Regions from separate parts of the Homo sapiens genome. Here regions 2, 3 and 4 are each linked to region 1. A link is a loop called in an ENCODE intact Hi-C map of the cell type or tissue named here. Cell type or tissue: IMR-90. All regions are shown on one strand.

Evidence for each region. A loop is a pair of places that touch in the nucleus more often than their neighbours do. Peaks named below come from ENCODE experiments on the same cell type or tissue, not always from the same donor. Only the 100,000 strongest peaks of a DNase experiment are listed, where the experiment ranks them.
Region 2: a loop joins it to region 1, with 4 times the contacts of the local background. A loop is called at or near these places in 3 of 110 quality-filtered maps.
Region 3: it touches region 1 in a loop (5-fold over the local background); 11 of 110 quality-filtered maps call a loop at or near these places.
Region 4: it touches region 1 in a loop (3-fold over the local background); 3 of 110 quality-filtered maps call a loop at or near these places.

Annotation. Positions count from the first base shown.
Region 1 is chr5:9,153,366-9,161,365 of GRCh38, reverse strand. SEMA5A (semaphorin 5A) reads left to right here. Exons shown (of 23, transcript NM_003966.3): 12 at 6,671-6,878. Among named protein-coding and RNA genes, the nearest start is that of MIR4636, 100 kb to the right of the region's middle. RefSeq lists an enhancer at 4,967-5,036. In IMR-90, a CTCF peak has its summit at 4,915 (motif pointing left); a DNase peak (open chromatin) is centred at 4,895; H3K27ac peaks cover 371 bases.
Region 2 is chr5:10,026,670-10,034,669 of GRCh38, reverse strand. No RefSeq gene overlaps it. Among named protein-coding and RNA genes, the nearest start is that of LINC02112, 130 kb to the right of the region's middle. In IMR-90, a CTCF peak has its summit at 3,984 (motif pointing right); a DNase peak (open chromatin) is centred at 3,979.
Region 3 is chr5:9,204,093-9,212,092 of GRCh38, reverse strand. The region is part of intron 8 of SEMA5A (semaphorin 5A); the gene reads left to right. Among named protein-coding and RNA genes, the nearest start is that of MIR4636, 150 kb to the right of the region's middle. In IMR-90, a CTCF peak has its summit at 4,073 (motif pointing right); a DNase peak (open chromatin) is centred at 4,082.
Region 4 is chr5:8,753,252-8,761,251 of GRCh38, reverse strand. LOC101929307 (a long non-coding RNA gene) reads left to right here. Exons shown (of 3, transcript XR_007058687.1): 3 at 3,002-4,848. Among named protein-coding and RNA genes, the nearest start is that of LINC02199, 82 kb to the left of the region's middle. In IMR-90, a CTCF peak has its summit at 4,553 (motif pointing left); a DNase peak (open chromatin) is centred at 4,561.

The DNA of each region.
Region 1 (8,000 bases):
GTCACCATTGGACAGTGCTAGTCTAGATAAACCCTTTCGGTTCCTACCTCCTAAACCTCAGTGCTTGAGGGTTTTTGTGGGGATCCTAATTGCTATTGCTGCTTCCCCAGTTCCCGCGTTCAGGTCACTGCGTTCCCATGAAATGCATTAGGAATTTATCCTGGTAGCTTTACTTACTGCCACATTCTGCTCTAAGAACAGTATTTCATTCAAACTCCCATTAAAAAAAAAAAATTCCCCACTAAAAAACACATTTCTCTTTCCAGTTATTCTTCCCACAGTGTACTTAGTAACTTATTTGTTCCAGGACATGAACACGTTTTCCTGTGGGATGGGGACTGGGAATATAAGATTCAGTGTTTCATGGGTCATTTCTTGTGGCTGGAATTCTTTGGGGGTAATTTCTTTTTGTCCTTTTCAAGTTACACTCCTGTCTTTTGATAAGCATTGTGTAAACATTTCTTCTCCAGTAGTCATGTTTCCAATGGAATCTACTACTGTTTTGTGTGACAGTGTGCAAACTTTACCTTTGTAAACTATTTTCATTTATGACCTTTGCTTTTTCTTTTGGTCATTTTCCTAATGACTCAGATTGTAGAGGTTGAAGGGACCATCTCTGTCATTATGGTAATCCAGTTTTACCTCTGCATTTTATACCTGACATCAGGTTTACTCCTGGTCTTCTTTGACTGCATTGGTCACCAGCAAAAAATATATATATATTAAGAATTGTTTAGACCTACAATGTAGTGATCTGTGCCGAGGAGGGTTCTCTTCTTCTCATTGGCAGGCATGCCACTGAAGCCCTTTGCTTGTTCGAGAGTTGGTCTGGTGACAGCATGTTATGTGGTCCTTGTTTCTTTAGGAAATCATCCTTTTATCTTATTCTCAGAAACACCAACATTTAATTATACACATAACTTCTACTCATCTATAGTTATGTGAACTTTTCTTTGCATGTTACTCTCTTTAAACAGTTGGTTTAAGGGAGCAGGAAGGTCCTTCACTGTTTGCCCAAGGATGCTCGAGTCCACCTTGTATGTACAGAGGGAGGGGGTCATTGAGGCCAGAAGAACATATTGCCTTCTGACACAGATGTGCCTCTGCTTGTCCTTGAGATGGATGACAGACAAAGTCTTCCAATGGAGGAGAATGCTGACTTTTCTTTCTTTATTTCTTCTTAACAACAACAATAGCAAAACAGGATACATATGCAGAATGTGCAGATTTGTTACATAGGTATATGTGTGCCATGGTGGTTTGTTGCACCTATTGACCTGTCTTCTAAGTTCTTTCCCCTTACTCCCCTTCCCCCAACAGGCCCTGGTGTGTGTTGTCCCCCTCTCTGTGTCCATGTGTTCTCAATGTTCAACTCCCACTTAAGAGTGAGAACATGCGGTGTTTGGTTTTCTGTTCCTGTGTTAGCTTGCTGAGGATGATGTCTTCCAGCTTCATCTATGTCCCTGAAAAGGACGTGATCTTATTGCTTTTTATGGCTGCGTAGTATTCCATGGTGTATATGTACCACATTTTCTTTATCCAGTCTATCATTAATGGGCATTTGGGTTGGTTCCATGTCTTTGCTATTATAAATAGTGCTGCAATAAACATATGTGTGCGTGTGGCTTTATAGTAGAATGATTTATTTTCCTTTGAGTATATACCCATTAATGGGATTGCTGGGTCAAATGGTATTTCTGGTTCTAGATCCTTGAAGAATCATCATACTGTCTTCCACAATGGTTGAACTGTTTACATTTTCACCAGCAGTGTAAAAGCATTCCTATTTCTTCACAGCTTCACCAGCATCTGTTGTTTCTGGACTTTTTAATAATCATTCTGACTGGCATGAGATGGTATCTCATTTTGGTTTCGATTTGCACTTCTCTGATGATCAATGATATTGAGCTTTTTTCAGCATTCATTAGAATACTGACTTTCTTTTCATTGCCCTCCAGTTGGCTAAGTTCTATGACTTCTAGAAGAGCGGATAGAAAAAAAGGACAATGCAATCAAAGCACAACTACCTCTTCCCCTGTTTCAGTCTGTATCCTCAGTAATAGCCTTATAATTAATGTTCACTGTGGAGTCCATTGTTATAATCCTTTATTTCATTCATCAACATTGAAGTGAAAAGGCATTTCATGTCTAACCAGTTCATAGAAAATATGTATCAGTTCTGTTCTCTAAAACTCAATATCGTCACCTATAAAGTAGGAATATGTTGCTACATATATCCAACATATCTTCACTAGCTTGCCAAGATGATCAAAGGAGATGTGATGTAATAGGGCTGCCATATATAGCAAATATAAATACAGGCTGCACACTTAAATTTGAATTTCAGATAAATCATGAATAATATTGAATAGTGCATACTAATACTAAAATATTATTCATGTTTATCTGAAATTCAAATTGGCAGCCTGTATTTAATCTGGTAACCCTAGAATATAACATCCCTTCTCTTCTGCTAAGATGAGACAAATATGTAGTGAAGTATAATATTTAATGATGTTTTCATGTAATTACAAGTATTTGTGTCTTTTGAATAATAACCATATCAACACTAATGGATATTTAAAGTCTTGAAGTAGCTCTGTCCCTTTCATGATGAGTATCTATAGTTTTCTATTTGAGAGAGAAACTATAAATAGATGACACTCAGATTTGTGTCCATAGCATAATGAGTAGGGGACATTTTCACAAATGGCAAATACTATGAGAGTTTGCACTGAAGCAGTGTCCATTCTGAGCATCCTCTGGTCAGCACTGATTCTGCAGCTCCACCTCACATTGTCGTCTCTCCTTGGGAAGGGGAACTGAAATGGACAGGAAATGCCTATTTTTTTTTTTTTTTTACTTGTTGATCTCTGAATGTTAAAGAATGATTAAGAAGATTTTACATATTTCTGGCACTTTTTTTCATGCAAATAACTTTGGTTAGAGTATTAAATTTCAGAAGTATAGAAGTTTTGTATGGCTTTATTTCTTGTGGCAAATTTTCGGAGTTAATATTTTCTTGGATGAAACCAATTCTTCATTCATATTTAGTTTATGACATCTTGGGTTGAAATCTTTCCATATTGGTGAAATTCATGTTTGTTGTTTCACCTTCACACTGACTAATATCATAACTCCTGCTAGAGATTATAATGGGAAAAATATTAATCAGCGCTCTTTAGCAAATGTGGGAGTAATAATGACATTCTCATTCCAGGCTGGCTACACTTCTTTCCCTCACTCATTTGTTCAGTCTTTCAGCAGAATATATTCATGAAACATCTAATCTCTACTGGCCCTAATAGCAGCCACTACACATACATCATATGACACAACTGACATAGTTCTTTTCCCTATGGAGCCTAAGATCAAGTGTAAAAACCACAAAACAAGTAAGTTAGTAACTAAAACCATGGTAAATGTTGTAAAGTAAAAACAGCAACCAAATACAAATAGCTTTGCAAGATCCACCAGGGTCCTGCTATTGTCCTCCTATGTCAAATAGAAATCTATGGGGTTTTTCGGGGTGTCTCTTCTATAGGGCCATCTCTGTCTTTCTGCCACTGAAAGAAAATAACATTGTCATTTGTCACCTCAGGCAAAGGAGCTGCATGTCCAGGGTATGCCACAATCACAGGCTCTTGGGCTGCAAGTGCTTCCTGGTGGCCGTTGCCAGAGCACAGAGAGGCACAGGCAAGGATGGAGGCATGAAGGAGCATGGGGCCACCATGTGCATGCCTGGAGCCTGCCTCTAGATGCAGTGAGATGTGGGTGACAGAGGTGTAGAGGAAGCTGCAGGAGTGGCAGGGATGACAGGGGCGGGTGGACGAGAACTAGGTGAGCTGTGGGTGACAGGGAAGGAGAGGTCCCATCATCGGCCCTGGGATTATGGTGCTGCTGTCCCTTAGACAAGGTCACAGGAGGTGGGACATGCTGGTAGGCCACATGGAGAGTCAGGGAGGCCTGTCAAGTTTCTGGTGTCTCCAGTCCCTAACGGTTGAGTTGCAGATACAGAGCCAACATTCAGCTTTGAAGACAGATCCCGGCTTTGAAGACAGACCCTAGGGTAATCATGAGGACAGGGGATGAGAAGGCTGTGACCAAACATGTGAGCATGCAGGAGTTCAGAACAAGGGCAGGGCACAGGCAGGGGAAGGAAGAGCTTCAAGGAGACAGGAAGGGTCTTTGTGTGCTAAACCTGATGCAGAGGGAAGGGGGAACTGTGGAGGGGACTCGTCACATGACTAGACACTCCAGGGAGTGAAGGATGCACGGTCATCCATTGTGGACCAGCATGCAAGCCCACGCTGAGCACTTTGCTCTGAAATGCTAAGCCCTGTAGTTTTGTTAGTTCCCACTAGTTGGAAAATCAGATACAAGGTATGCAGAAATATGCAGTAAAAGTTTATGATCAAAGATGGCTCACTCTTTTAAGTCAAACTATCACAGATCTTTAAAAATTTGATTCTTTCCACAATTACTTAAGAATTTGAAATACATATGAGCATATTGACATTTGGACTGTTGTTAATTTGGGCAGGTTTCTCAGAATCATAATCCTTCAACAAAATAAATAATAAACAGCAATGAGTCTTTGTTAAATTCTCAGATAGGCTATAGTTCTGTAAACTCTGTTTCCCATGCCACTCTAGGCTGGTGAACAACTAGTGTGACGCTGGTCACAGCACAGTGATCCTCCAGCTGGATCCTGACTCTAGGCAGGCCACCCACCCCTGAACTTCTATGAAAGCTCCTGTTTCACCCAGGGGTCTCTCACATAAGTTCTCCCATGAGCCTTGCTTCCCCTGCCTCCCTCCTAACATGTGTCTCAGATGATGTCCTCTTGTGTAATGATGTCGCAAAGGCAGCCACAGGCTCTATGCCCATCACTGCTCCACAGGAAGGCTGACACCTCCCTCTGCTGGTGCCTCATGGGGACCTCCTTGCAGGGCCTGTGGCTGACACATGTGAGCTGATGTCACCTTCCCTGAAGCCCCCATCTTGTCCCTGTTAGTTCCTTGGTGCTGTGTAAGTTTATTGACTCTTCGCTGTACCCCAGGCAGAGAGACCTAAGAATCATTGAGGCTGAATTTTCCAACAAGCTTATGAACTGTGATGTCCAAGTCAAAATTAATTTGAATTATAGAATTAAGACATAAATTTTTTCTTACATGCTTACATCTGTGAACTGTGAATTTGCTAAAATGTCTGCCTCTCTACGCCACAGCTGCCCCTTTCTCTTCCCTCTCTCGTTCTCTCTTTTGTCCTCACCCTTTTACATGAACACAAATACATGCTCTTTCCTCAAGATCATTTTAAAATCTTCCCCGCATATAGCATACTTCAGTGTATGATTGACCTTTTTAAAAAGTAGCATATTTAACCAGTTAGCTTAAAATGAAAGCAAGCAATTGTTTGCCAATACTGTCTACATGATTTTTCAGTCAGTGTATAATCAGAAAATGCTCACTGGAGATGTTTCAGATATGCTTTTTAAAGTAAATTCAGGCTAAAACATGTCTGCTTATGTATTTTTTTAAACACAAATAGCCTCCATCTCTATGGCTTTCATAGAGAGAGAAAAATGTAAAGTATTTTATCCAAGGTCTTTTGCAATGAATTGCTTGATAGGAGGCCTTGAAGTCAAATATTCTTGACTACTTCTGGTTTTAGAATAACTCCTTAAACTCATTTTCTGTGTTTGCAAAATAAGAACCATGATGTTTTGAAACTCGGGATCATGGAAGGTTTTATTCAGTCAGGGCCTTCAGGATGATTCCAGGTACTTGAGTGGATCTCTAAGCGGCTTCCAGAAGGCTGGATTTCATGCCTGGGATTTGCAGGGTGTCAGCAAGGAGTTGCGGGGTGCAGCACAGGGTACCTGGGAGAGCAATGTTCGTTTCAACTGTGTGTCCCCCTAAGCTGGGAAGGCTGCATGGCTCAGGGGCCGCTCACCCTCCAGCAGTGCTAGCAGTCAAGCAGATAAATAAGTGCACAGAAACACCCAGGGAGCAAGAAGCCTGGAGCGGGGAGGGCTTGGATCAGGCCAGAAATTAATACTCAGAAGCACAAGAAAGAAAGTTTGGAGGAGTTGAGCCCAAGAAAATCATCCCAAAGAGCAAGCACTAGGAGGAAAGAAGGAGCTAATGTAGACAGAGGAGAGAGGGAGATGGAGGAGGGTGTACTTCTCGTGGCAGGAAGGAGGAGGGGGCATCACAGTCGTACTGGATATTTGAAGCTGCCAATCACATTGCATTTTCCTTGCCCTGCTGGGCACCAAAATCAGCATCTCTGTCACTAAGAATCCAAGATCGTCCCTTGAGGGTCTTTCTTTCCTGATGTTTTCCATGGGATGGCACAAAGCTTGCTACTTTGAGCTCTCCATCCCGAGACTTGGAACTGGAAGGGTCCAATCGGACATGATTAGTCCTCATCCCTTGCTACATGAGAGCATCATTTTAAAAGATACTGCTGCCTGGGCCCCACATCCAGTGCAGCTGACCTAACTGGTCTGCAGTGGTGTCCAGGTGTACTGTTTTTGAAGGATGCTCAGATGGCTTTCCTGGCTGAAGATCCATGGCTGCATACACAGCACACTCTGTTTAACCAGGGATTGGTTTGTGAGACCCTCTGACCTTGTTTCCTTTTCATCCTGTGACCTTCATAGATTACGGAACCATTAAGAAAGTGCGGGTACCCCTGAATCAGACCTCAAGCAGCTGTTTGCTGGAAGAGATTGAGCTCTTCCCTGAGAGGCGGAGGGAGCCCATCAGGAGCCTGCAGATCCTGCACAGCCAGAGTGTCCTGTTCGTGGGCCTGCGGGAGCACGTGGTCAAGATCCCCCTGAAGAGGTGCCAGTTCTACCGCACACGCAGGTAGGGCATCTCCGGGGTCAGGATGCACTGGTGTGTGTGTGAAGGGCCCACCCAGAGAGAGCCAGGGAGGCTTCAGATGCCCTGAAGTTGAATGGCCTCAGAGCCACCCTTCATGCCTCTGAGAGTCCTGTGCTCTAGGATGCAGAGCTTTCATTAAAATAGATTCACTGTGATGAGAATAACCCACCAGTTCTCCTCAGAGGAGGAGCCACGTTATAATACCTGTAAGAAGTTGTCAGGGTTAAAATAAATTATTCAGTGCCTTAGAACACTCAGTGGTAATACTGATATTTGATGACTGTATTAATATGTTAATCTGGCACAAGCTTATATATATGTATATATATATACACACACACACATACATACATACACACACATACACACACACACATATATATATATATATATATATATATATATATTTTTTTTTTTTTTTTTTGAGACACAGTCTCACTCTGTCACCCAGGCTAGAGTACAATGGTGAGACCTCAGCTCACTGCAACCTCTGGCTGCCAGGTTCAAGTGATTCTCGTGCCTCAGCCTCCCAAGTAGCTGGGAATACAGATGTGTGCCATCATGCCTGGCTAATTTTGGTATTTTTAGTAGAGACAGGGTTTCACCATGTTGGCCAGGCTGGTCTTGAACTCCTGACCTCAAGTGATCTGTCCACCTCTGCCTCCCAAAGTCCTGGGATTACAGGCTTGAGCTACTGCACCTGGCCTCAAGCTTGTATTTTATTTGAATATAGAAATAACAAAAAATATTATAAGGTATACGTCCTTCTCGACCACAGCTCATATGCTGATAACCCCTTGAGAAGAAGGAGTGGTTGATGTTGCTGCAGTGGCACCCACTTTCCGGGACACCCCCCCCTCCCCCGCCACTGTCCTTGGCACCAGCTCCCCTGGAGTGCTGCTTCTCTCCTGAGCCTGCAGAGAGGGTAGGGAGGGAGGTCTCCAGCCACAGGGAAACCCAAGAGTCATTGCATCTTCCTTCACCCTCAGGCCAGTCTTATCTTCCGTGGGACATCCACGATCAACCACAGTTGTGTTTAAAGTTTAATTTGGAAACATGTTGGCCCAGGTACTTAGGAAATGAAAAAGTACTGTATACATCACA
Region 2 (8,000 bases), 870 kb before region 1:
GATGACAAGAATAAGAAAGCTGCTCTGTGGTGAGGAGCAGGAGAATGGAGCATGCAAGGGGAGAAAGGGGGATAAAGAAGAGAGGAAGACAAAGCTCTCCCAGTTCTTGGTCATTTTCTAGTTACAAGCTGTCATTTCTGAAGAATCCTGTGGAACCTTCTCCTTATAAAAACTCTTGAATAAACTAGCTAAAGTGAGGGTCTATTCCTTTCATAGGAAAAAAGAGGGGAATGCATCCTCATTCTTACAACCAGGATGGTCATCATACCATGTACTCATCCAACAAATGTTTCTTGACCTCTTGCTATATGGAGTCCTCTGCTGCACCCTGGGGATAAAATGGTAAACAAGACACAGCCCTTGCCGTAGGAGGGCCTACCTCAGTCAAATGGGAAATGCACACAAGCAAACGGGCCACTACAGGCCAGTGTGAGAAGGAGTCAATAGAAGGATGCAGTCCTGGCAGGTTGCCCAGCAAGGGCAGGCTTTCAGTGGGCCCACGGGGATGAGGAGGAGTGTGTCAGCCAGGGCCAGGCTAAAGGCAGGATGCTGAGTGCTTCCGGCAGAAAGACCGCGCTCGAGACAGGCCAGTTAACCATGACCATTTTGGGCTCTGTGGCTAACAGTCCCGATTATAGACATTTCTTGCTCTATTACCTACATTTCATGCTAACATAACAAGGATCAGTTTTCACCCTGATACCTGGTGTTACAGACAGCTCAGTCATGGCCTTAATATTATTAGCCATTCTTAATTAAATATATTCTCCAGATAGTACCTGATGGCCATACCTCTCCTTATAAACACTTTTGAAATTTTAACACTCAGAAATTCTAAAAACTATTAACAGTGTATTACTAAAGATTTATTTTGGAAAGGTTGGCTTTTTAGAAGGGCTTAGCAAAGAGTGTTAATTAAAGCTGTTTTCCTACTTTAAAATGTCAGCACACCGGTTACGGGCATTCTCCTTTGGTGTGTGTGTCCTGGAAATGTGTACTAAGATAGTGTCACATGTTTATGGTCCTTCTGTGTATGATTGATCAGATTATTTTTCATCAAAATATACACCCACCTCATTCTATTTTGTTCCTTCTGACAAAAATGCTAGGATTCTTTCCAAGGGAAGATTTTTATTGTCTTCGTCTCAGCCTCTCAAGGACTTTTGTCATTGCTGGTCCCATTCAAGTACAATGACAAATTACTGAGGTCAGTTGACAATACCTATCCAAAGTCCATGATGGAATGTTCTAGAACAGGACCCAGAACTCAATTCTTCAGGCTCCCTCCTTGGTTTATCTCTTAGTTCTTTCTATTATTCTCTTGATTTCCTAATTAATGAAAAAAAACTGATTTTTTTACAGAACAATTTTTTTAACAGAAAGAGTGTATTTAGTGAGAACTATGCTTGTGCTAATTGAGAAATGTTACTGAAATGATCTGATATTAAAAAGCAATGACTTTTAGACTAAAAGAGCCCCATCAGTGACTGCATCCAAACCATTTTTAGTGGAAACTTGCAACCTTTCTCCAATGACCTATGTGACGTTAGACTGTTATGTAATAACTTCAAGCCTCAGTTTTCTCAAGTGTAAAATTGGCTTATTAGACTCGATTATCTGAAAGGTGTCTTCCACTCCAAAATTCTATGACTCTTTACAATGTAGGAAAGAGAGATTGAGGAGCTTGCCTGAGGTACATCCAGCTGCTAAAAAGATACTACCCAGCCTCAGAACTGTAAGTCCAGAGTTCTTTCAACTTTCTAAGGTGTTAAATAGTTTATGACTAAAGTTCTATCTAAGGCACTGTTTTCATTGTTATTCAAAACATAACTGAAATCAATATTTGTCAGATACAAAGGGCAGCAACACGAGAAAAATGATTTTCTAAAAGGTCCCTAGACTCTTAGTACAAGTCCTGACTAAGGCTATATTTAGAATACTCATGAGCTCCATTTGCTATGATGACATCCCTCTCTCTCTTTTTTGTCGTGACCTTCATATTTATAATAGATAGGTTTCTAATATTTTCATTTTAGGTAGTAGTACAGCAATATAAATTAACCCATTTGTTCCTGGAAAATGTGCCATGATCTCATCACTGAAAAGAGAGTAAATGAACAGCTCATCTGAAATGTTTACTGAGGGGTTTGAGGGAGACAGTGCTGTCGAGCATGTTAGGAGTGGCATTGAAGATTGCTGGCTGGGAATATTTGGAAAGAATTGGAGGATGGCTGGGTAGGAGTTGGAGGGGGTAATTGGGAGCACAGTTGGGGGTATAAATTTGAGTCTAGAAAATTTAGATGCCTGTATACACAAAGCCAACTATAATTTGGAATTTATAACTGTATAGTAATATGTAGATGAAGCAAAATTTAATTTAAGTTGACCCTTCAGAATACAGACTCAAAGGGTAACCAAGATTTCAGGGATGATGTTCATCCTATACTTAGAGAGCCCCTGTTGTAACCCCATTCCAACCATGCTCCTCTGCACCAGGTGAGCAGTCTGTGAACAAAAAGGCGGTTCTCACCTTTACCCCCTACCTGACTTTCTTGATCTCATTCTAGGTATCCAAGGCCCTGGTATTCCCTGTCCACACAGATTTTCTTCCAAGCCCTGTATAGATGTCTTTCTCAGATTTGTCCTGTAGAGGGTACCTGTACCTCTGGTGCATGTGTCCCCCAGCCCTGAGGGTGGCTCAAGTTTGGCTGTTTATAGATAGAAGCAGTGATTGAAGCTTGGATGAGAGGCGGGAGTGGTCATACATAGGCTGGCACATGAGCAATTTTGAGAGCTTAAAGAATCCTTAAACTTGAAGTTTGGCCTTCTGAGTCATTTGAAGCTATATTTGCCAAAGTAGTATAAGAAAAGATTATTTAGGAGTTTGCCTGATTCATGAATAACGTGTACCTATTTAGACATAAAAGCACGTGGGCCTCCATGGTTCTCTTTCCCTGTGAATGATAGGATACACCTGATATTCAGAATACTTAGTGGGGAGAGGGGTGGAATAATATAGCAGAATAGAAGACTCCATGGATCATTCCCTCCCACAAGGACAACAATTTAACAACTATCTACGCACAAAAAAAAAAACCTCATAAGAACCAAAAATCAGGTAAGCACTCACAGTACCTTGTTTTAACTTCATATTGCTGAAAGAGGCACTGAAGAGACAGAAAAAACAGTCTTGAATTGCTGACATCCCCCATCCCCCACCATCTAGCAGTGAGGTGAGGTGTGGAAAGCATTTCTGTGCACTGGGGGAGGGAGGGTGCAGCAATTGTGAGGCATTGGACTTAGTGCTGTCCTGTTACAGCAAAGAGGAAAACCGGAACAAACTCAGCTGACATCTGCCCACTGATGGAACATTTAAACCAGCCCTAGCCACAGAGGAATCACTGATCCCAGCAGTCAGAACTTGGGTTCTTGCAAGCCACACCACCATGAGCTAAAATACTCTGGGGCCCCAGATAAGCTTGAAAGGCAGTGTAGGCCACAGGGACTGCAACTTCTAGGTGAGTCCTGGGCCCAGAGCCAGTGGCCTGGGGGGACACATAAGCTACTGAGACAACAGCTGGGGTGGCTAAGGAAGTGCTGGCATCACCCCTCCCCTAACTGCTGGCTGCACAGCTCACCCACTCGAAAAGAGACCCCTTCATTTTGCTTGAGGGGAGGAGAGGGAAGAGTGGGGAGGACTTTGTCTTGCATCTTGGATACCAGCTCAGCTAGAGCAGAATAGGGTACCAGGCAGAGTCATGAGGCCCCTTTTCCAGGCCCTAGCTACTGGACAACATTTCTAGACACACTCTGGGCCAGGAGGGAACCCACTGCCTTGAAGAGAAGAACTCAGTCCTTGCAGTATTCATCACCTGCTAACTGAAGAGCCTTTGGGCCCTGGATAACCAACAGCCATACCCAGGTACTATGTTGAGGGCCTTGGGTGAGCCTTGGACTTGCTGGCTTCAGGTGAGACTCAGTACATTACCAGTTGGGGGAGCTATAGGGCAAGACTCCTTCTGCTTGAGAAAAGCAGAGGGAAAAGTAAAGGGGACTTTGTCTTGCACCTTAGGTACCAGCTCAGCCACAGGTGCTTAGAGCAGCAAGCAGGCTCTTGGACTCCCTGATTCTAGGACTTGACTATTGGATGGCATTTCTGGACCTGCTCTGGGTCAGAGGGAAGCCCAGTGCCCTGAAAGGTGAGTCCCAGGCTAGGCAGCATTCACCACGGGCTGACTAAAGAGCCTTGGGGCCTTATGGGAACATTGGCAGTAGTCTGGCAGTACTCCTTGTTGCCAGGGGTGGCAATGGCCACCACAGTGGGGCAAGGCTCCTCTGCTTTTGGAAAGAGGAGGAAAGAGTAGGAAGGACTGCATCTTGTGGTTTGAGTGCCAGCTCAGCTGCAGCACAATAGAACGCTTGATAGATTTCTAAGGTTTTTGACTCTGGTCCCTGGCTCCTGGATAGCCCCTCTGGACCTGTCTGGAGCTTGAGGGGAACTTGCCATCCTGAAAAGAAGGACACAGGCCTGGGTGACTTTGGCACCTGCTGATTGCAGAGCCCCAGGGCCTTGGCAGAACCTAGGCAGTAGCCAGGGAGTGGTTACAGGTCTTGGGCAAAACTCAGTGCAGTCCTAATGGTGGTGGCCACAGGGGTGCTAGTGTCACTCTATGCCAAGCTTCACGTGGCTCAGAACAGAGAGAAAGCCTCTGTTTGTTTGGGAGAAACTAAGAGAAAAGAACAAGTCTTTGCCTGGTAATCCAGGCAGATTCTACCGGATCTTGTTCAAGACCATCAAGGTGGTACCTCAATGGGTCTGCAAGAACCACAGTGTTACTGGGCTTGAGGTACCCCCTAAAGCAGATATAGCTTAGATCATAACACCCAAGTCCTTTAGACTATCTGAAAAGTCTTACCAAGAATGACAGGTGAAAACAAGCCCAGACTGTGACGATTACAATTAATACCTAACTCTTTAATGCCCAGACACAGATGAACATCAAGTATCAAGGCAACCCAGAAAAACATGACCTCACCAAATAAACTAAATAAATCACCAGGGAACAATCCTGGAGAAACAAAGATATGTGACCTTTCAGACAGAGAATTCAAAATAGCTGTTTTGAGGAAACTCAAATTCAAGATAACAGAAGAAATTTAGAAATTATCAGATACATTTACCAAAGAGATTGAAATAATTAAAAAGAATCAAGCAGAAATTCTGGAGCTGAAAAATGCAGTTGACATGTTGAAGAATATATCAGAGTCCTTTAATAGCAGAATTGACTAAGCAGAAGAAAGAATCAGTGAGCTTAAAGACTAATTCTATTATTTGCAAATAGTGAACTATTTGAAAATACACAGAAGAGACAAAAGGAAAAAAATATAAAGCACACCTACAGGATCTAGAAAATAGCTTCAAAAGGGCAAATCTAAGAGTTATTGGTCCTAAAGAAGGAGTAGAGAAAGAGATAGGGGTAGAAAGTGTATTAAAAAATAATAATAACAGAGAACTTCCCAAACCTAGATACCTAAGGTTTGGTGTCATAGAACACTAAGCAGACTTAACCCAAAGAAGACTACCTCAAGGCATTTAATAATCAAATTCTCAAAGGTCAAGGATAAAGAAACGATCCTAAAAGCAGCATTAAAAAAAGAAAGAAATAGCATACAGTGGAGGTCCAGTACTTCCAGCATCTGACTTTTTACAGGCCAGGAGAGAGTGACATGAAGTATTTAAAGTGCTGAAGAAGGAAAAAACCTTTTACCCTAGAATAGTATGTCCAGTGAAAATATCCTTCAAACATGAAGGAGAAAGAAATACTTTTCCATGCAAAAGCTGAGGGGTTTCATCTGTCCTACAAGAAGTGCTAAAGGGAGTACTTCAGTCGGCAAGAAAAGGATGTTAATGAGCAGTAAGTAATCACCGAATGAAGGCACACAACTCACTGCTAATAGTAAATACACAGAAAGACACAGAATATTATAACACTGTAACTGTGTTGTGTAAACTACTCTTATCCCAAGTAGAAAGACTAAATGATGAACCAACCAAAAATAACTACAACTTTTCAAGACAGACAGTACAATAAGATATAAATAGAAACAACAGAAAATTAAAAAGCAGGGGAAGAAAATTAAGGTGTAGAGCTTTTATTGGTTTTCTTTTTGTTTATGCCAACAGTGTTGTTATCAGCTTAAAACAATGGGTTTTTAGATAGAATTTGCAAGCCTCATGGTAATCACAAACCAAAAAAAAAAAAAAAAAATACAATGGATACACAAAAAATAAAAAGCAAGAAACTAAATCATACCATCAGAGAAAATCACCTTCACTAAAAGGAAGATGGAGGAAAAAAAAGGAAGAGAAGACCACAAAACAACCAGAAAACAAATAACAAAATAACAAGAGTAACTCCTTACTTATCAATAATAACACTGAATGTAAATGAACTAATCTCTCCAACCAAAAAGACATACAAAGGCCAAATGGATAAAACAAGCCCATTTGATTTGTTGTCTACAAGAAATGCACTTCATGTATAAAGACAGACTAAAAATAAAGGGATAGAAAGATATTCAATGTCAATGGAAATCAAAAAGCAGGAGTACCTATACTTGTATCAGAAAAAATAAGTTTCAAGACAAAAAACCATAAGAAGAGACAAAGAGGGTCACTATAGGATGATAAAGCGGTCAACTCAACAAGAGGATATAACAATTTTAAACATATATGCACCTAACATGGGAGAACCCAGATATTTAAAGAAAATATTATTAGAGATAAAGAAAGAGATGACCCCCAATGCAATAACAGCTGGAGACTGTAACACCCCAGTTTCAGCATTTGACAAATCTTCCAGACAGAAAATCAATAAGGAAACATCAGACTTACTCTGCATTATAGATCAAATGGATCTAATTAATATTTACAGAACATTTCATCCAACGACTAACAGAACATGTGGATATGGCAAAAGTGGTACTAACAGGAAAGTTCATAGTATAAGTGCCTACATCAAAAAAGAAGAAAAACTTCAGATAGATAACCTAAGGATGCATCTGGAAGAACTAGAAAAGCAAGAGGAAACGAAACCCAAAATTAGTAGAAGAAATAATAAAGATCAGAGCAGAAATAAAATTAATTTAAAATGAAGGAAACAATACAAAACATCAGTGAAACAAAAAGTTGGATTTTTGAAAAGTTAAAATTGACAAACTTTTAGCTGGACTAAGAAAAAAGATTGAAATAAATCAGAGATGAAAAAGGAGACATTATGACTGATACCAGAGAAATTCAAAGGATCATTAGTGGCTACTATGAGCAGCTATATGCCAATAAATTTGAAAATCTAGAAGAAATGGACAAATTCCTAGATATATACAATCTACCAAGATTGAACCAGGAAGAAATCCAAAACCTGAACAGTTCAATAACAAGTCATGAGACTGCAGTCAGAATAAAATGTCTCCCAGTAAAGAAAAGCCCAGGACCCCAGGGCTTCCCTGCTTAATTCTACCAAACATTTAAAGAACTAATACCAATCCTGCTCAAAGTATTCCAAAAAATAGAGGCGGAGGGAATACTTTCAAACTAATTCTACAAGGCCAGTATTACCCTGATGCTCAAACAAGACAAATCAAGAAAAGAAAAGTACAGGTCAATATCTCTAATAAATTTTGATGCAGAAATCCTCAACAAAATGCTAGCAAACCAAATTCAACAACACATTAAAAAGATCATTCATCATGACCAAGTAGGATTTGTTCCTGGGATGCAAGGATGGTTCAACATATGGAAATAAATCAACATGATACATTATATCAATAGAATGTAGGACAAAAAACAAATGATCATTTTAATTAATGCTGAAAAAGCATTTGGTAAAATTCAACATCTCTTCATGTAAAAAACACTCAGAAACCTGGGTATAGAAGGAACATACCTCAACATAACCAAAGGCCATATACAACAACCCGACAGTTAGTATCATACTGAA
Region 3 (8,000 bases), 51 kb before region 1:
AAATGAGGCTTAATAACTCAGCATGAACATCTAATCCACGTAGCCTTATTAACACTCAGAGACCAGCTGGCTTTCCTTCTCTGGTGGAAATGTGTACTTATCCCACTGAGTTCTCCCAGGGAACTCCACAGTGTCCTGCAGTCTCTGAGATTTTGGCCAGGATTTCATATGGAGGTGAACTCACTTGAAATCCACAAGCATTGTCTTTTCAACTGTATCATTTTTTATGAGCTATTATAATTCTAGTTGAGAAAACTCTTCTGGTAACAATGTTAAATTCTGTTTGTTTGAAATACATTGATGATGTTACTCAAGCATTAAGTAGACCCTTGAGGTCTTTAAAATGCAACTATGAACCTTCTAATGATTAATGATAATTTACTTGGAGGATGAAAATCTCCTCCGTGCTTAAGTCAAGGAGAAATTCTTTCTGCTTGTCCTGAAGAGAGGTGCTTTGGGGAGCTCAGTGCTTCTCCTTGGGACCAGGTGCTGACTCTGAACAGCCTGAGCACAGCTAGGGTGGCGTGACTTTGTTGGGCTCCAACCTGGGGACAGTGAGAGCCTGTTTGGAAGGGTATGCACAGCACAGTACCTGGAGGTGTGACTGGTCTGCAAGAGGTGCTCTCTCGACTGACAAGATTCGCTACAGCTGGAAATTCAGAAATGGAAGCAGAGGTCAGAGAACAAGCAAAACAAAGACAAATGAGGATTGGGAATGAAGTATATGTGGGTACCAAAATGCAAGTATTTGTCAAGAAAAAGAAGCTCTGTAAAGCCAGAATAGAATCAAGACTGCATAGTCAGCAGCCTATTTTTTTTTTCCAAATAAGCACCTGGGGAGATGCTTAAAAAGAATGACCTTGTGAACAATAAGTTCTTTTCAGCATTACAAGTCCAAGGCTGATATCTTATTCAAGTTTAAACTTGCTAGGGTGAAGATGAGATGACATGGATGGAAAGTGTGTTGAGCAAAGTTGTGTGACATGTGACACAGCACAATGAGATGCCCTTTTCTAATATTCAGGCCTGATCAAGCCTGTCAGCAGCCATTGCCAGTTGCCTATGCCTTGTGGGATGGCTGCAGTTCAGATATCGTGCTGTAAATCTAATCTTATTATCTTTGAGGGTCAGGAATCATTTTAAATCAATGGCCTCCATGCATATCGCCTGCCTGTCCATGTACTTATTGGAGTATCTGTTACTTGTAGTTATTACACCACCCGCAAGGAAGAGTCGCAGTAGCTATTTACAATATGCTAGGTAGATGGAAGACTCCAAATCCATGTCATCTGCCATCCTTCTTACAACCTCTTAAGGGAGATTGCATTATCCTTCTTCTACAGATGAGCACTATGGGGCTCAGAGGGACTTGCCCCCTGACACAGGCCATACCTGATGCATACCTGAGCTAGCGCTTGAAAACAGATCCACTCCAGAGCTTGCACCCTTCCTCCTTTACAAGCTGCTGACCTTCCCTTTGTTTAGTTGGCACTTTAGGAAATACCAGCGTTACAAATGGCCTCCATCTCTCTCTCCCGATGCCCACATTTTCATGCATGAGCTGCCATGAAGAGGGGTATGTGGACTCTGGAAAAGGTTGAGAGCATTTTCTTGACTGTTGTAGCCTTGCATACATGGTGCAATAAACTGGGGCTGTTAAACCCAAAGTAGAAAAGCCTGTGTGGTAATTTAATGCAGACCTTTATGGGTACAAAAGTGTGGTTAAGTGACATGAGTCAGTTCTTACGGTGCTCTGAAAACACTGTATTGCTCCATCCTGTACATCGAGCACAGAGGGCTTAAAAGCTGGGGAGCCACAGGTCCTCTCCAGTCATGTGAGGAAGCTTCTACACTTGCCAATATACTTGCCAAAGGTCTTTTACTACCTTTAGATTTTAATTTGTGCATTCCAAAAGAAAAGGGATGAGTAAATCTTTCTTTCTCCTGCTACCACATTATGGGGATACTTGCATGAACTGTATATACATGAGTCAAGGAAACCTCATAAAGAATAAATCCACTACAAGAAGGGATGCCTCACTGTAGTGAAGATATCATGCAGACGTGTACTAGAACTGCTAAAACAATTGGGAAATGGCTCAATGTTCATTGTCTAGAGATTCTAGCAGTTTCCTAGTGACAGTCTTGAATCCCTCTTGATGTCCTTGCCTGATGACTAATGTTACCTCCTTTCCTTCTTAAAAGCATCCCAGTTTAGAGCATAAATCATGTTGTCATCTTGTTTCTAAAATGCCCAGATTTATGTGTTTCTATAAATTTGTCTCTATATTATTCTATTGAACTTTTTATTTATCCCAGTCAAGGGCCTCTGACATTTGTTCACTCACTGCCACATATTGGGAAGTCGGCTCCCTGTGTCTTGGTCTTCTTTTTGCCCCAGCTCAGATCAACTCAGGAGACAAAGCCAGAGCCATCATGCACGTTTCCTTATTCTACAGTAGCTTATTGGGAAGAAGTATGATAACAACTGAATAATGTTGGAGCTCAATGTCTTCTTTCAGTAAAATCTTACATGGTTTTCTTTCAGTCTTTTAACATATTTTTTAGGAGTTAAAATATTTACCAGATTTTAAAATTTAAATTAACATTCCAATAAAAACCTTGTATTAATTTGATCTGGCAGATTAAATGATTAATTCTTCAAAGAAGTGAACCTGTAAATTTAAAATATCATCAGAGAAAAATGAACATGGCGAATAGAAATTTTGTGTTTTGACAATTTTCAGAAATATTCATGAAATGATATATAACTAATAGGAGTGTGTGATTTGGCAGAATTTTATAAGAGAGGGCTATGTGCTTGGAATGGAATAAGAGCAGAGTAGACACTAAAGTCTGTCACTTTGAACTAGAACATTTAGACACATATCCAGTTAATAAAACTCCTATTGACCTAAAGATATGGAGAATTGTAGGTGTGAGTTTTGGACTTGTAGGGCGGTGTGAAGAAGTGGTGCTTCTCATTTAGGGGAAGCCAGCCCATTTCCCCTTGGTAAAAGTGGTTCCTACTTGAATCAGCAAATTCATGAAAGTAGTGTATTTTCAATGGGTCATATTCCCCAGGAAGAAGGAAGGAATCAAATGTGCTAGAACTGTCTTTCCACTCCTACTGCAAGGGTCTTAGCAATAACTTTTTTCTGTCAAGGGGCTCAATGAGTGACACACCTGAGGATGCAAGGCCCTGATTGCTGTGAAAATAGTTACCAAGGATGCACTTGGCTCCAACTTCCTACCCCATCCCACACCACACACCCAGGAAACGGAGTGATAAGTTTTTCTTTAAAACTCTTTGGTGTCTCTCCAATGGCAGTTGAAATCCATACTCCTTGTTATGGGCTCCTGGCTTTGCCTGGCTTTCCACCTCCCGTCCTGTTGATCTCTTTGATCCTGACTGTGGCTTCATTCCATTCCTTGCCAGCCTTATGGTCTTCTCCCAGGCTGCTCCTTCTGGCAGGGATGTTCTCTTCCCCCATCCTTGTCTGGGTGGCCCCTTCTCAGCCTCACCTCTGCCCTTTCCCTATTCTCTCCTTTCTGATCCTCTGTTTCTCCCAGCTGCCCTGGCCCTCCATACCCTTGTCCTCACTGTAAGCACTTGTTGATCTGTCTTGTTTGTCTCCTCACACTGCTCTTGAGGGCACGGGCTGTGTCTATCAGTTTACTAAGGAGCACCCAGTGCCCAGGACAGCCCCTTGAGGCAGTGAGGAAATGCCTAGAGCAGTACTCTGGCCGGCTCCAGGCTCGTCTGTAGCATGGTCCCTGCCACTGTGTTTGGTTTCAGGCTTGATGGAATAAGTGTAGATCTTAATTTGATATACGGAATGCATACTCAATGAGTTATCTTATTAATTACTGATACTATTTACTCACATCTGTGTTTATATTAATTTTTGGAGTTATTTTTAATAAATAGAGGTCTGTATTTTGATGATTACCAGCAAAGTGCGTTTGATTCTCACAATGATACTGTATGTTGGATGTTGTTGTTATTCAAAAACAGGAAACAGAGAAAATATACTGGTAAATAATGTGAGTAAATTCACACAGCCAGTAGGTGGAAGTATTGAGCCATGTATACATATATCTCTATACTCATGTATGTGATACACACATATACACAGACACAAATGTGCGCATCCATCTATTAAAATCTATCTATTATCTATCTATCTATGTATCTATCTATCTATCTATCTATCTATCTATCTATCTATCTATCTATCATCATCTGTCTTTTAGTAGAAACCTCAGGAAAAGAACTTTAGCCTACCAGTAGCTTTTAACCTATGTTTAATTTAATTTAATTTTAAGTTATCCGCTTTTAATTTTAATGAATATCTAGATAAAAATAGATTTGCCCTGGAAGCTTCTACAGCAGTTTTATCTACATAAACTGTGACAATGGAAACAATGTACCCAATACAGAGAGGGTCTAAAATCAGGGAATGCTTATGGAAGGCATTTTGTACTGACTGATACCAACAATTTAGGAACAGAAAACTGCTGGCTGTGTGTCACATCTGAATATTGTTTCCGTTAACTCATCTTATTTTTGTGAAATAGCTTGCTATTTAAAAACTCAGCATGGTAGACCAGGGGCAGTGGCTCATGCCTATAATCCCAGCACTTTGGGAGGCTGAAGTGGGCGGATCACCTGAGGTTGGGAGTTCAAGACCAGTCTAACCAACATGGAGAAACCCCATCTCTATTAAAAATACAAAATTAGCCGGGTGTGGTGGTGCACACCTGGAATCCCAGCTACTTGGAAGGCTGAGGCAGGAGAATCTCTTGAACCTGGGAGGCGGAGGTTGCAGTGAGCTGAGATCGCACCATTGCACTCCAGCCTGGGCAACAAGAGAGAAACTCTGTCTCAAAACACAAACAAACAAAACTCAGTATGACTTATTTATGCTCCTAAAATTCTAATGACCTTTAAGCTTTATATATATATATATATATATATATATATATACACTTGATCATTCATTATCATTATGTGAAGTTCTGTTCAACAGAAATTATTCCAAGGGACATTGAGAGTAAATAAATGGTGGCTACTATTTTGCAGTCAAAAGCCACCTTGTGCGACACTTGCCAAAGTCAGGCTGGAAAATGCCTGTACACGATGCCAAAATAATAATAGCCACCATTTATTGGCATCCTGCTATGTATCAGCCCATTTAATTTTCACAGCTTTGCAAACTAGGTCTGATTGTCAGATGCAACAACAGAAAATATCAGATGTCAATGGTCCAACCAGGGCAGAGTCACAGGCATCGTGTACAGGCATTTTCCAGCCTGACTTTGGCAAGTGTCTCACAAGGCGACTTTTGACTGCAAAATAATTTATAATTGACTTTGATTCTAGTAAGATTTTTGTAGAGTTGGGATTCCTTTGTGCCTTTAATATTCATTCCCATTGTGTACAAATATTTTTATATCAAGAACCTATTAAAGATCTGCTCAATGATCAGATCGAGCCATTTGAATATGGTGTACCCCCATATTGATGCTTTAGGCATTGGAATAGAAAGAATATAGAATGGGAGGCTTCTTTTGGATTCTCAGTATTTGGTTTTGCGTGGTCGAAATCTCAAAATTTTTGATGTTTTTCTTCGCATCACTTGTAATTACATATATGGTGAGTCACTTCTCGGTAGTCCTATCTGTATGGTCACTATTATGTAAGTAAATATGCAAAATAAAAGTTCTTATATCATGAAGAAGAATTCTTATTAACATGATATATTTTGTACAACACGGTAATACATAACTCAGTATGTTTTACAAACATTAGAAAAAACAGTTTCTCCATGCATATGTTTACACAGCAGCTGACGTGCCTGTTTTTACTGTGATTTAGTTAGCAACATACCTCAGATCTCTCTTTCATGCACTCCTATCCATTGTAGACAAGAAGAAAATACCTGATTTTCCTTCTGACTTGTTCAATTCACTCAGGAGTGACAGATACTAGTTTGTGGTGGATTGCATTTTGAGAAAAGACAGAACTTAAATAATGGAAGGAAAACAAAATTCATCTTATCATCCTGCCTGGCAAGACTCTAACATCCCCTACTTCCAAATTTATATCAATAAATATAAGAGCTATTTGACTGTCTGTCTTACAATTATTCCCACTTTTTCATTGTCTTTGAAAAAGGAACAGGATGCTAGCCGAATTTCAAGAGGCTCTACTTTTCAAGAAACTGTGTTTCCCGAGTTAATGGCAGGTCACACAGTCAGGGGTCCACCCTCATCCTGAAGGATCAGTGTAGGGCCGCATGATGTGTTTCCAAATGCAGTCTCACTCCCTGACCAACATGACCTGCACTGTGTGGTGAATTAGAGAACAGCACTCACTACACACTGAATACAAATTATTTTGTTGTTTTTGCAAACCAAAAGGAAAACATGTATTTGAGCATTTCTATCTAAAATGGACGTTGTGATCTTATAACATTGGTTCAGGGTGGTTTGGAGATATGGTAGAGGCTCTCTGTGGAAAGAGGAAACTGTGGGTCAGTCTACCTGCCATTGCTCAGTCTTCTCCTTGTCTGCAAAAGTGGATGTGGTTTGCTGGAACAGACACAGGGTACAGAATGACCTCGTGAAAGTCATTTATTGGCTCTCTGAGGCTATGGTTGGCCCTCCTTGAAACACCCTCTGGAGTTGGGTCAAACACTTTCCAACAATGTTCTTGTTTAATAAGTCCTTAAAGTTGTTTCTTCTTCCACTTTTTCTTCTTTCTGTGTCATTCCTGACTTCCATGATAACTGTGGTTTAAAGTTTCATCTCATCATTTATTGTCTCTCTGGTTGGTTCTGAAACCCCCCTTAGACTGTTCCTCAGTAAACCTGCTTACCAGTCTCCATGGAAAGATGACTGTCCAGCCAAGAGCTTACCATTGTTTTTCTAAAGCAGAAAATCAAATCCTGTTGAATATTGCTAGCTTTTGATTGTTTTCTTTTTGCAAGCACTATTTATTTTTTTCAGTATAGTGTAATGCAGTGGTCCCTAAACTTTTTGGGACTAAGAACCAGTTTCATGGAAGATAAGTCTTCCATAAACTGGGGGTGGCAGGGAGGATAGAGGGGATGGTTTAGGGATGAAACTGTTCTGCCTCAGATCATCAGGCATTAGATTCTCATAAGATGTGTACAACTTAGATCCCTCACATGCACAGTTCACAGTAGGGTTCCTGCTCCTATGAGAATTTAATGCTGCCACTGATCTGACGGGAGGCGGAGCTCAGGAGGTAACATTCATTTGCCTGCTGCTCACCTCCTGCTGTGTGGCCTGACTCCTAACAGGCCATGGACTGGTACTGGTCCATGTCCTGGGGGTTGGTGACCCCCGGTCTAATGGATTCAGGACTTTCCATCCCCATCCCCCACTGCTAGTTATGTGAATTTGGACAAGTTATTAAATCTCTGGGCTTTAGTGTCCTCATCTGTGAAATGGGAAGAATAGCACAGCACCTAGCTCTGTGATTCTTGTGAGTTCAATGGGGATATAAAGCACCAAGCACAGATCTTGGCACAAGACTTAGCATTCTACAGATATTAGCTGTTTTTATTATAAACTCATCCTTCAGCTGGAAACCATAAAAGATCTTTCTTCCTTTGTATCTTCTCGTTTTTCAGCTCAGGACTTTTGAGAAACTGGAGCTATTTACTATGTGGTTTTCATGCCATTTGTCCCCAAGTTAATAGCAGAAGTGGGTAATAGTGAGTGTATTTGATAAGTTTTGGTGGACCTCCTGCATGTGTGCTGGTAACCTAAGTCCCGGGCTAGACACACTTGGACCCTTACGCCTTCTCTCTTTGTTTTCCACATTTTAGGAAGGGTTGCTTGTTGCTGTTTTTGTTGTTGTTGTTTGTTTTTAGTACAATTCCCAAACTCTAGTTTTGTTTAGCCAGGGTGCAGGACCCATTCCAAAATAATTTAGACTCTTATTTAGAATTAGACATGCCAGTATT
Region 4 (8,000 bases), 400 kb after region 1:
ATATCATTTTACCCCTAGCCCCTCCGAAATCTCATATACCTCACATTTTAAAACAAGTCATGTCTTGCCAACAGTCCCCCAAATTCTTAACTCATTCCAGCATTAACTCAAAAAGCCCATTGTCCAAAGTCTCATCTGAGACAAGGCAAGAGCCTTCTGTTTATGAGCCTGTAAAATCAAAAGTAAGTTAGTTACTTCCTGGAAACAATGGGGGTATATGCATTGGGTAAATACACCCATCCAAGTGGGAGAAATTGGCCAAAATGAAGGGACAGAAGTCCCATGCAAGTCCCAAATCCAGTGGGGCAGTAAAATCTTAAAGCTCCAAAATAATCTCTTTTGAATCCATGTCTCACGTCCAGGTCATGCTGATGCAAGAAATAGGCTCCCATGATCTTGGACAGCTCCATCTCTGTGGCTTTGCAGGGTACAGCCTTTCTTCCAGCTTCTTTCATGGGCTGGTGTTGAGTGCCTGCAGTTTTTCCAGGTGCACAATGCAAGCTGATGGTGGATCTACCATTCTGCGGTCTGGAGGATGGTGGCCCTCTTCTCACAGCTCCACTACCCCAGTAGGGATTCTCTGTGGGGTCTCCAACCCCACATTTTCCTTTCACACTTCTCTAGCAGAGGTACTCCATGAGTTCCCCACCCCTGCAGCAAACTTCTGCCTGGATATCTAGGTGGTTTCATACACCTTCTGAAATTGAGGCGGAGGTTCCCAAACCACAATTCCTGACTTCTGTGCACCCACAGGCTCAAAACCACGTGGAAACTGTCAAGGTTTGTGGCTTGCATCTTCTGAAGCTATGGCCCAAACTGTACCATGGCTCCTTTTAGCATGTCTAGAGCAGCTGGGATGCAGGGCACCAAGTCCCTAGGATGCACACAGCAAGGGGGCCCTAGGCCTGGCCAGGAAACCATTGTTTTCTCCTAAGCCTCTGGGCCTGTGATGGGAGGGGCTGTTGCAAAGTTCTCTGACATGCCCTAGAGGCATTTTCCCCATTGTCTTGGCAATTAATATTTGGCTCCTGGTTACTTATGCAAATTTCTGCAACATGCTTCAATTTCTCCTCAGAAAATGTGTTTTCCTATTCTATCACAACATCAGGTTGCAAATTTTGTGAACTCTTATTCTGTTTCACTTTGAAAAGTGAATGCCTTTAGCAGCACCCAAGCAGCACTCTTGAATGCTTTGCAGCTGAGACATTTCTTCTGCCAGATACCCTAAATCATCTCTCTCAAGCTCAAAGTTCCACAGATCTCTAGGGCAGGGGCAAAATTCTGCCAATCTCTTGTTAAAACATAGCAAGAGTCACCTTACTCCAGTTCCCAACAAGTTCTTCATATCCATCTGAGACCACCTCAGCCTGGATTTCATTGTCCATATCATTATCAGCATTTTGGCAAAGCCATTTGACAAGTCTCTAGGAAGTTCCAAACTTCTCCACATTTTCCTACCTTCTTCTGAGCCCTCAAAACTATTCTAATATCTGCCTGTTACCCAGTTCCAAAGTCGCTTTCGCTTTTTCATGTATCTTTAGAGCAGCATCCCACTGCTGGTACCAACTTACTGTATTAGTCTGTTCTCACACTCCTGATAACGACAAACCTGAGACTGGATAATTTATACAGAAAAAGAGGTTTAATAGACTCACAGTTCCATCTGGCTGGGGAGGCCTCACAAACGTGGCAGAAAGCAAGGAGGAGCAAGTCATGTCTTACTTACATGGATGGTGGAAGGCAAAGACAGAGTGAGAGCCAAGTGAAAGGGGTTTCCCCTTATAAAACCGTCAGAACTCATGAGACTTATTCACTACCATGAAAACAGTATGGGGGAAACCACCACCATGATTTAATTATCTCCCACTGGGTCCCACCCACAACACATGGGAATTATGGGAGCTACAATTCATGATGAGATTTGGGTGGGGTCACAGCCAAACCATATCAGAGAGGCTTCCATGAAGACCTCTGACATGTCCTGGAGACATGCCTTGATGGTTAACATTTAACTCTTTGTTACTTACACAAATTTTTGTATCAGGCTTGAATTTCTCCCCAGAAAATGGGTTTCTCCTTTCTATTGAATTGTCAGGCTGTTGCAGATTTTTCAAAAATGTATGTTCTGCTTCCTCTTGAATGCTTTGCCGCTTAGAAAATTTTTCTGCCAGGTACCCTAAGTCATCCATCTCAAGTTCAAAATTCCAAAGATCTCTAGGACAGGGGCAAAATGCTGCCAGTCTCTTTGCATAGCAACAGTGACCTTACTCCAGTTCCCAAAAAGTTATTATCTCCATCTGAGACCACCTTAGCCTGAACTTCATTGTTGATGTCACTATCAGATATTTGGTCAAAGCCATTCAACAAGTCTGTAGGAAGTTCCAAACTTTTCCACATCTTTCTGTCTTCTTCTGAGCCCTCCAAGTTGTTCCAACCTCTGCCTATTATCCAGTTCCAAAGTCACTACCACGTTTTGAGGTGTCTTTATAGCAGCACCTCACTGTCTGTGGTACAAATTTACTGTATTAGTCCGTTCTCACGCTGCTATGAAGAAATACCGGAGACTGGGTAATTTATAAAGAAAAGAGGTTTAATTGACTCACAGTTTCTCATGGCTGGGGAGGCCTCAGGAAACTTACAATCATGGTGAAGGCACCTCTTCACAGGACTGCAGGAGAGAGAATGAATGCCAGCAGGGGAAACACCAGATGCTTATAAAACTATAAGATCTCATGGGACTCCCTCATTATCATGAGAACAGCATAGGGGAACCCGCCCCCATGATCCAGTGACCTTCACCTAGTCCCACCCTTGACACATGGAGATTATTGCAATTCCAGGTAAGATTTAGGTAGCGACACAGCCAAACCATATCAACAGCCAACATTTTCCTGATGTTCAGACCCTAATATGGACAATAGGGACTATGTATTTCTTACCCACCAAAGGTGTGTTTTGAGAATCTCAAACCAAATTGGAGTAAAATTTTTTTATCCTCCAGGATATAATGAAGGGCAAAGTGTATAATGATATAATTGATATAGAAAAAGAAAGTAAGAAGAGATACTGGAGGGAAGGGAGAGGAAAAAAGGCAAACGTGGAACAATGAATTACAGAACAGGAAGAAGAAGAGAAAAGAAAGGCAAGAAAGGAGGTGAGTAGGTACCTGAGAATATGTTCATTTGGGTAGGAAATTGCTGGTGAACAGAAGGTTGATCTGGGAGCTAAGATGGCTGCAAACTTGTGAATTAAATTTAGAATGTGTTGAGTTGATGTAACAGTGCCATAGTTGTCTGCAGATGCTGTAAGAAAATATCATATATGGGTAGCTTAATCAGCAGGCGTTTGTTTCTCAAGGTCTGGGAGGCTGGGAATTCCAAGGTCAAGGTGCTAGCATATTTGATCCTGGTGAGGGCCCACTTCTTGTCCTGCAGATGGCCACCTTCTTGGTGTGTCCTCACATAGAGGAGAGACGAAGCTCTGGTGTCCCTTCCTCTGCTTATAAGGGCATTACTCATATTATAAAAGCCTCATCCCCCTCACCTCATCTAAATTTAATCACCTTCCAAAGGCTTTCTACCTCCAAATGGCATTGTCTTGAGGTTCAACATATGAATTTTCAGGGGGACACAAACATTCAATCCATTAAAAGTAACAGGACTTCCCAGAGTCAGTCCCTCCATTCCAGTTCAGAATGCAAAATGAGGAAAGCTTTTAGCCTGTCTTGGGCTATATACAAGGAAAACATTGTTTAAAATGTTTGTTTTTCCACACTTTACAACATTAAGAAGTTCTATCACAACCAACCATAAAATAAAGTTCTTTGACTTGACTCCTACTCTTTAAGGGTCTCAGGACCCTAAGTCTGTGCTCCACCCAACAATTTCATTATTGGGCATATGCCCAAAGGAATCATGACACATGTATGTGTCTGTTCATTGCAGCACTATTCACAATAGCAAAGACATGGAATCAACCTACATGCCCATCAGTGATAGACAGGATTTAAAAAAATGTGGTACATATACCATGGAGTATTATGCAGTCATAAAAAAGAACGAGATCATATCCTTTGCAGGAACATAGATGGAGCTGGGGCCATTATACTTAGAGAACTAATGCAGGAACAGAAAAGCAAAAACTGCATGTTTTCACGTATAAGTGGGAGCTAAATAATGAGAACACATGGACACATAGAGGGGAACAACACACACTGGGGTATTTTGGAGGGTGGAAGGTGGGAGAAGAGAGAGAATCAGGAAAAATGACTAATGGGTACTAGGCTTAAAACCTGGATAATGAAATAATCTGTACAACAAACCCCTCTGACACAAGTTTACCTATATAACAAATCAGCGCATGTATGCCTAACTTAAAATACAAGTTAAAAAATTTTGAATTACATACTTTCTTAAAATCTACAATAGGAACATTTAAAACATGAACCTTCAGACCCACAGAAGCTCTGGGACATTTTCTCTTGCCTCCGATGACTCTAAGAGTCCCCACTGCCTAAGTTCCTTTTAAAATGGAGTTTCCTTCATGCTCTGATGGCACCACCTGCTGGAACAAAAATGTCACCTAACACCAAGTGACATGGGCAATCATGCTTGGCACTCTTCTTCCAGAAAATGTTGACATCTAAAGTGACTTATGTTTTACCATCACCAAATTTAAGTTCAAAATTCCATGGGGCATATTAAATATAAATACTTAAGAATAAAGCATCTTACTTTAACAAATTAAATTTCATTCTATTGGCTTGGATGCCTTTTTGTTCAAATCAGCATTGTGAACTACGATAAACATCTAACCTGAACAAAGTTTAGTAATAAATAGCTGATGACATTTCCTGTGTGATTTTTATACATTATTTTCTCAAATGCTTTTACACAACATCTAGGAGGATAGACAAGCCATGGCACATGTCTGGTAAGGTTAGCAGTTCAAATCAGTAGATCAGTGAGTGTTATTACTTTTATTATTTCAACAAATTGTTGAATATATTAAACAAATTATCACAGTGGGTCAATTGGGTCAATAATATTCTTTTATGTTGGGGCCTAGGGAAACTTGGGCCAGAAATTGAAGACAGAGTGGAGCCAAAACTGAAGGGAAGCTGTTTATTAGACAAAATCAACTAGACATTGATGATGTCTCAGTCAGAGTTCTCCAGAGAAACAGAACCAATAGGATGTAGATAGGTAGGTAGATAGATCGATCAATAGACAGACAGAGATAGATTAATAGATTGATAGATCAATAGATTGATAAGTAGGTAGATAAGTAGATACATAGATTAATAGATTGATGGGTAGGAAGTAGATAGATGATAGATTGATAGATAAAGATAGATTAATAGATTGATAGATCATTAGATTGATATGTAGGTCAGTAAGTAGATAGATAGATACATAGATTGATAGGTAGGTAAGTAGATAGATAGACAGATAGAAAGGAAGAGAGTTACTTTGAAGAATAGGCTCACATGATTATGGAGGCTGAGAAGCCCAATAGTATGCAACCTGCAAGCTGGGGGCTCAGGAAAGTGAGTGGTGTAGTTCAAATCCAAACCCGAAGGCCCAGAACCCAGAAGTGCCAATATCTGAGGGAAAAAGATGGGTGTCCCAGGTGAAGAAGAGAGAGTAAATTTGCCTTTTCTCCACCTTTTTGATCTACTGGATTCCTCCAGGGACTGGATGATGCCTGCTCTTATGAATGACAGGTGAGAGTGGATCTTCCTTACTCAGTCCACTGATTCCAGTGCCCATCTCTTCCAGAGACACGTTCACAACCCAGAAATAAAGTTTACCAGTTTTCTGGGCATCTTTCAATCCAGTCAACTTGACACATAAATTTCACCATCACAGCTGATGACTAGAGAGTCACTCTCTCTCTCTCTTTCTCAGTTGCTGCTGCTTTCTTTCTCTCTTTCACACATACACATACTCAGAAACTCATACACACACTCATACATACTCACACATACTTAAACTCACACACACACTCAGAGCTCCGCACCATCTGAAGCTTAGATGGCAGCCCCTGAGGTGGTCTGTCCGTGGGCACAGGGAGAGCTGTCCTGGAGTGCCCTGCAGGAGGGCTCATGCTCATGACACCAGACCTCCAAAGAGGGGACCTGAACAGTTATCCTCACTGCCCACCTCTGCTAGAGCAGGAAGATAAGTTGGAGGATGTTATCTTGTTGTTTATAAACTGTTAATGAGTGAACAGTTCACAGCTCTGTAGTTGGCAGATGGCCGTCAGTATTTGTCATACCCTTTCAGAGCCTCAGTTCAAGATCAAGACCACACATTAATATACACATAGCAGGCCAGGCGCAGGGGCTCATGCCTGTAATCCTAGCACTTTGGGAGGCCAAGATGGGCGGATCATGAGGTCAGGAGATGGAGAACATACTGGCTAACATGGTGAAACCCCATCTCTACTAAAAATACAAAAAATTAGCCGGGCGTGGTGGCGGGTGCCTGTAGTCCCAGCTACTCGGGAGGCTGAGGCAGGAAAATGGCGTGAACCCGTGAGGCGGAGCTTGCAGTGAGCTGAGATCGCGCCACTGCACTCCAGCCTGGGCCACAGAGCGAGACTCCGTCTCAAAAAAAAAAAGAAAAAAAAATATATATATATACACACACACACATAGCAGTGATCCAGAAACCCCTGGTCTGCAACTAATAAATATGTAAGATGATAGATTAGTTAGCCTGATTTAATCATTTTATATTGTAAACTTATATAAAGCATTGCATCGTACCTCATAAATAAATATGAGTATTTGTCAATTAAAAATAAAAATTATAAAAATGAAGCAAATAAAAGCACTTTAGCATTTATTATCTTCTGAAAACATTTCCACCAATGCAAATTTTCTATTTTAAAATGAAGTTTTCTTTTCATTTCTCTTATTCTAACATTCTCCCTAACTACCCTTCTTCCCAATTGGCTTTCTTTTCATTCATTTTGAGATTATTTTCTTTCCACGAAAAAACAATTAGCAAATTCGGAGAGCTTTTGAATCTTACCTCAAGATCCACCATAGGATTGTGCTTTCTTTCCTGTTGGCTTTCACAGAGCTTGTGATGGAGCCACGCTGTGAGGCTGTTTATGCAGCCTGCCCCACTAATTTCCCTCTCACCGTCTGTAGTGAAGACCTTTATCTAACTTTAATACAGCAACACATGATGCTCCTCGATGAAACAGCTTCTTCCTTCAACATATGGTGTGTTCCTCTTCGTTGTCGAAGAATGCCTCCTAATTCTTCTTAGTACAAATTTCTCTTCATGTTTTCTGTACAGATAAACTAAATAGTACTATAACGCTCCTCCTAAGTAAACAGTATGCCACTGGATGATATTTCCAAATTGTATTGTGTATTTTCCTGATGTTTCTTATTTGCAGATTGTGACCAGGTATACTATAGCATCATTGAATGTTTTCATTTCACACTTTGGAGTTTGGACTTCTCAGCAATATTATTTCCTAGTCATTTATTAGAGTTTGATATTGGGATCTGCATACCAACATTTCCTTATATCTACCCACATACTCATCACTATGGAAACAGCTGCCCCAACATGGCATGATCCACTCCGATGTGTACGAATCCCATGACTCTGGCACTTCTTTGTAGGTGCTCCAGGAGAAACTCCTGGCAAAACAGAAGAAACATGAACAGCTGGAAAATACACAGTGAATACCCACATTCTTTATGGTTATATTAAGCAGAACATTATTTTAGACAGAACATACACTCAGCCTTTTAGACCTATGGGTTCCCTAAACCAGGTCAAAAATATGGGAAAAAGAAAAATAGATGGTTGCATCTGTACTCAATATGTACAGGCTATTTTCTTGTCATTATTCTCTAGACATCAAAATATAACAACTATTTGCATAGCATTTATATTGTGTTACATATTATCAGTAATCTAGAGAGGATTTAAAAGATATGAGAAAATGTGTCTTACACACATATTATATGC